Linked DNA regions of Mus musculus: region 1 is linked to region 2. A link is a contact called in ENCODE Hi-C or POLR2A ChIA-PET data. All regions are on one chromosome and are shown on one strand. The core of a region is the stretch at or near the end of the contact, and the rest is flanking DNA. Distances in the headings are between cores, read along the strand shown. Region 1 holds the start of B3galnt2 (UDP-GalNAc:betaGlcNAc beta 1,3-galactosaminyltransferase, polypeptide 2). Region 2 holds the start of Lyst (lysosomal trafficking regulator).

Region 1 (2,870 bases), core at 326-2,825, 360 kb after region 2:
GTCCCCTCCCCTTTTTGTACAGGTTGGGCATCAACCCAAGACTGCCCATTGGTAGGTAAGGCCCTACCATTCAGCTTCATCACCGCTCAAACAAGTTTCTTCTCATGGGAACAAATTTGACCACGTGAGTTATTTTATTAAGTACATAATAAAACAGTACAGTAGAACACAGCTTTTACCTGATTAAACTAAATTAAAAAATTGAAATTAAAAACATTGCAAAAATAGCCAAAGAAAAAGCTATCTTAAGGGGCTGAAGAGATGGCCCAATGGTTAAGAGATCTGGCTGCTCTTCCTGAGCACCCAATTTCAGTTCCCAGTACCTACAGGGTGGCTCACAAACACGGGGAAACTCCAGCTCCAGGGGATGGGATAGACGCCCCCCCCCCCAGCCTGCACATGCGTACACACACAAATGAAAAAAAAAATCAAATAAAATCTTTTTAAAAAAGTCAATCTTAACAGTGTCAGGTTGAGGATATAGCTCAGTTGGTAGAGGGCTTGCCTAGTAAGGATTAAGCCCTGGGTTCCATCCCAAAGCACCACTTGTGGAGATGAAGACAGAAAGATCAAGAGTTCAAGGCCATCCTCTGCAGAATAGTTTCCTGTTAACTACGTGAGACACTGGGGGCGTCTGTGTGTGTGTGTGTTACTACAATTGCTTTTTTAATACAAAACCGCTACTCAGTGGCAATATGGTGCTGAGCCTGAGAGGTGGCTCCAGTGAAGTCCGCTCGTTTCCTAACGCTGGTTGGAGATGGATCTTTTGCAAACCCAGCCCTCACACATTTGGTCACCTCAACTTGGTGGGAACTTTTCAAAGTCATCTGGCAGCTGAAGCTCTCATTTCTGTGCTTCCCGACAGTTACCCTAGTGAGGAGCGCGTGCGCACCCAGGCAGCCTCCAGATCCGGGCTTCTCCTCTGTCCTCGCTTTCCATAGCAAGCCCCGGTGTTTCTCGTCCTCCTCACCCGCCGTTGCTTACTAGAGGGAAGCAGGAAACTCCCTGCTACTCGGCGCTCAGGCTCCCCGCTGCGCTTCTTATGGGATAGGTCAGGGGAGCACACTATTATTTCGTTGAGCGCTGAGGTGCCATACAAACCTGCCCCGACTGGGCAACTGCTCCTCGAGGTCATGCGCCCTGCAGCAATGTCCACAGCGGAGGGGGTCGTACAGCAACTTGAGCAGTTAACGTGCAGGTTCCCCGTGTGCGGTACCCGCCTTTACTACAGGGGAACCCTAGCAAGAAGGTGGATGCGCATGCTCAGTGTGCCGCTAAGGCACCGCGGCCGGATGAGAGACGCGCATGCTTCGTGTGTGCACTTCGCCTCCAGCGTTGCGTAGCAGCACGCATAGCTCTCTGGGAAACGTAGTTTCTCGGGCTTACAATCTCAGGCACGCCTCCCTCCTGGGCTCAGCGAGGGACTACCGCTCCCGCCCTTCCGGCAGACAGGAGCGTGCAGGGACGCGGACTGAAGGGCTGGGCGAGAGCGAGGAGGGCTGAACGGGTGGGAAGGCCACGCACGCGGGGGCGTGGCCTTGGCCGGGAAGCGGCCGCCGCTCGTGGTGCGGATCTAAGGAGAGAGCGGCGGAGACAACGCCAGGCGTGGGCGCGAACACTCCTGGTGGCACTCGGTGTTCTTAGGTCCCCTCGCTATTGGCCGGGACGCGGGAGAGCGCGGCGGGGGCGCGAGGTGGGAGCGGCCAATGCGAAACTGGCTGGTGCTGCTGTGCCCTTGCGTGCTCGGGGCCGCGCTGCACCTCTGGCACCTCTGGCTCCGTTCCCCGCCGGACCCCCACAACACCGGGCCCAGCGCGGCAGGTGAGGTGAGGGGCTGAGTCGCTGCGCTCGTGGGAGGCCGCGGGGGATGGCTGAAGGGGCACAGGGAGGGCTCGGACGTCCCAGAACGGACGGAACAAGCGAGTCTTTCTTTAGTGTCGGGCGAACCCAACTGTTCGTTTCTTATCAGCGTGTGCTCAGCGGCCCGCGTCGTGGTCGAGGGAGGGCCCTGGTCACAACTTGGGGCGCTTCTCTCCGAGGTGGGGTGGGGGAGCGAGCTTGCCGGTGCTGACGGTGTTGGCTTTGCGTGTCAGGACTCACTTTGCAGCGAGGAGGGACGGACTGTACTTTGTGGTCTCTGATCATGAGGTGAGTCAGGAAAAGACCTAGACGTGAACTAGGGTTCAGCTGTGAGTGGAGTCGCCCCTGTATTCTGCTTGGATAGCTTGCTAATTAAGGAGCCTAAGAATACCGGATTCTTCTTTAACTTCGCGTACATTTGTTCCCAAACTTCATCCATCGTGGGAATGAAATCTTTGTTCTCATTCGCCTTACAATCTGAAGGTGCGTTTGCCCACAGTGCGTATCCAGTGTTGTCCTGCCACCCTCAACACTACTTTCTTGTCTCCTGTGTGTCATTTTCAAGTTTTTCCCGGAATGCTTATATATGTCGAGAACTCTATAGCCATTTTAAAGATAGGGTAATGCTTTAATTTTTAACTACGTTAGGATTTATCTTACCATTTCATATCCAAACAGCTGTTTTCTTTTCAGAAAGTTTTAAAACAGTTCTTCACAGCCATCACAGAACCAAGTCTTATACCTTATTTAGCAATCCTCAAAACTCCGACTGTTACCAGATTACACTGGGGTTATTTTAGTAGTGATCTCTTTTCCTATTAGACAACCACCATTTTTTTGGAAAGGCTATTTGTGTGACTGAAAAGAATGACTTCCAAGTGGTATAATGAAAGTACATTATATGCGTATTTAGCTTGTGAGACTTTTACAAACTAGTTAAAAAAGGGCCGTACATACAAAATGCTTGGCCACCTAACATCTGTTGGGGTTGTGCTCTCTCTCACTCAAAG
Region 2 (2,700 bases), core at 148-2,647:
CACTAGGGATACCTGGGGATTTATAGTCAAGAAACGTGGAGCTCATGGTTGATACCAACATAGGTGAATGTTGGTAGCATCAACCTCACAAGATTCATGCTGAAGGCAGGCCAGCATGAATAGATACCAAAGGTGGGGACTGAGAGATTTTGTAGATAGGGAGGGTGTGATTGTGTATGTGTGGGTTCTTGCTAAACTGCCTTGGCGATTGCTAAACCTAGAGTTTACAAAGATGTGCACACATAGCACATGGGCCAAGGAGAAGGTTCAAAGTCTGACTAAAGTTTGCTTTAAGCAAGGATCTTTGTCACATTGCCCACTGTATGCTAGCATATTTGAACAGGGCTAGGTAGGGTATCATACCTGGACCCAGAATTTTTGCAAGTTTCTCTCTTTCTGTTTGACAGAAATATAAGTTCAGGCCCCAATGCTATCTTGAGGATAGCCCTGCTTCCATCTTGGTGAACCTTTCCGTTTTTTGTCTTTTGTTTTGTTTTTTTTTTTTTTTTTTAATCCTGTGACCTCCAACAGAAAATAGGACAACAGTTTATTGCACATACTGTCCATGAAAAAACAAAACAAAACAAAACAAAACAAAAACCAAAAGAAAGTTTATTCTGAGGCAACTTTGAGTGAATAGTGCTTAGTAACAGAGATTCGGGTTTCCCAGAATTACATGTTCTACTGTGAAAGAGGTTTACACGCAGTCTTATAGCCATAGAACAAAAGACCATAAATCAATACATTTGCCAAATATAGCGGAAAGGACATCGGGGAGGTAGGCTACAGCATAGCAGGAAAATCTCCAGCTGATGATACTCTTCTTTTGAGCACTGCTGAAAAGCCAGTCGTTGGCTAAGTTTAACAATACATTCCAAACTTTTTACATAACAGGCACAAAGATCTTAGGTCAGCTACAAAGGTTGGTAATAAGCAGTTTTTTTAAAGAACCTAAAGATAGTCCAAGATAATCTTGGTTACTGATCATCATCTCTCCGTAATGGTAAAGTTCTAGACAGTCAGTCACTTTGTACAGTCTTCAACAAAGATGTAATTTTCCCAGTAAACGTGAGTTTACAGTAGAAAGAAGACACTAGGCTTGCGCTTTTAGGGGCTGAATCGCCTGGGATGGACGAAGCTTTATGCGGCCGGGAGGGGTGGAGTTCAGAGAAGCTGCACAGGGCCCTCCTCGCTGCATTTGTCCCGCCTTCTTCCTCTCATTGGCTGAGATTCTCCACGCATCACGTCGGCGACCCCAGCGTGCCCTCCCGGTGGGGCGGGACTTTAGGCGCTCGAGGCGGGGACGGTGCGCACGCGCAGAGGAGCGGGTCTGGGTCTGGGCGGGGGAGGAAGGGGGTGGTGTTCCCGGTTTCCCGGGTTACCTGAGGGGGCGGGGGTGAGAGCTCACGCTGGCCTGGCAGCCTTGGTGAGTCGGGATTCTCCTGCACCGGCGGGCGAGAGCGCGCGGCGGACCACAGAGCGGAGGTAAAGACCGCAGCGGGCTCCTTTAGAGGGTCAGGGTCTCGACCTCAGCGGGGCATGGCGGGAAGGTGGCGGGCCGCCCGGGCGGGGTCGTGCCGCGCTAAGGGAACGGGGTGGTGCCCGGAGCTCGGCCCGGCCGGGGTTCGCTTGCCTTCTGAGCTCTGCACAGTTGCTGATTGAGGCGGACCCGGGCCCCGAGGGCTGTGGCGGCGGCGCGGACCCCATAGTAACTTTACTTACCGGCCGGCTGGTGCGGCGGACGGTGTCCTCAGGGGGCGCTTCACCTCGGGAAGCGCTTGTCCCGGACCGCCGCTACCCTCAGCCTGCCCGGTCCTTCCCAGCAGGTGACAGCGGGAGCTGACAGGTTCAGGGCGTCTCACTTCGCGCCGCGGGTCCATCTGTCATTCCCCACCCTGGTGCTTCGGAGTCCTTGCTGTCCCTTCCCTGCCCGTGACACCTGCTGCGGGACTCTGCAAACAACCCTTCGTGGTTCGCGCGCACCTCTGGAGCGGTGGCTGAGATGCTAATATAATAGGGACGTGACCCAGGGAGATTTCCTCTGCCACCGGAGGCCAAGGGTTCATGATGGAGGGTTGGAGCTCAGGGAGTCAAGAAAAGTGTCCTCATCCAATCCTCAGAGGGATAAACAAAACAGCAAAACATCCTTGATGGAGAGAGAGAGAGAGAGAGAGAGAGAGAGACAGAGACAGAGACAGAGACAGAGACAGAGACAGACAGACACAGCTCTTGCTTGGTAGTTGATGGTGTGAGAAAAAAATTTTAAGGTGTTGACTCGTGTAGAACACACATTTGTGTTGAATTCTGGCCAGTATTTCCTTAAGGATCAAATTCATTGTGCATTTTCTCCAGGGTTTGTTTAACAGGTTGATATGGCACATTAATTTGAGCTTTTTCTTCCTGAAAGGCATTTGGCTGGTCTGCCTTTACTTTTAACTTCCACACCTAGTAACCTTATACTAATAAAGATGTTGGCTCTTAGCTTTTATTATGTAGCTGATTGGTAGGGGATATCTGTATTTACAGAGCATTGCAAGTAACTTTTCTGCTGCTCGTTGCTGTCATCCACGTTGACACTAACACATACAGATATTGAGAGACTTTGGAAGATAGAGGACGTAAGGGGGAGATGAGTTTCTGTTATTTAGTTTCCATTAAAATACTTCCCAGACAATAAATTGCATATAGAGCATATGCATT

The links. A loop is a pair of places that touch in the nucleus more often than their neighbours do. ChIA-PET counts read pairs that join two places held with the same protein, here RNA polymerase II (POLR2A).
Region 1: POLR2A ChIA-PET joins it to region 2 with 13 read pairs in embryonic stem cell. The contact joins the promoter of B3galnt2 here to the promoter of Lyst in region 2. A Hi-C loop is called at or near these places in 1 of 37 maps with a recorded cell type or tissue (regulatory T cell). POLR2A ChIA-PET finds 5 or more read pairs at or near these places in 2 of 5 experiments (both embryonic stem cell).

The regions. Positions count from the first base shown.
Region 1 is chr13:13,953,099-13,955,968 of GRCm38, forward strand. It overlaps B3galnt2 (UDP-GalNAc:betaGlcNAc beta 1,3-galactosaminyltransferase, polypeptide 2), which reads left to right and starts at 1,576. Exons shown (of 12, transcript NM_178640.3): 1 at 1,576-1,821. The coding sequence starts at 1,707.
Region 2 is chr13:13,589,012-13,591,711 of GRCm38, forward strand. It overlaps Lyst (lysosomal trafficking regulator), which reads left to right and starts at 1,398. Exons shown (of 53, transcript NM_010748.2): 1 at 1,398-1,485. Gm30836 (a long non-coding RNA gene) reads right to left here and starts at 2,190. Exons shown (of 2, transcript XR_382086.4): 1 at 1,723-2,190.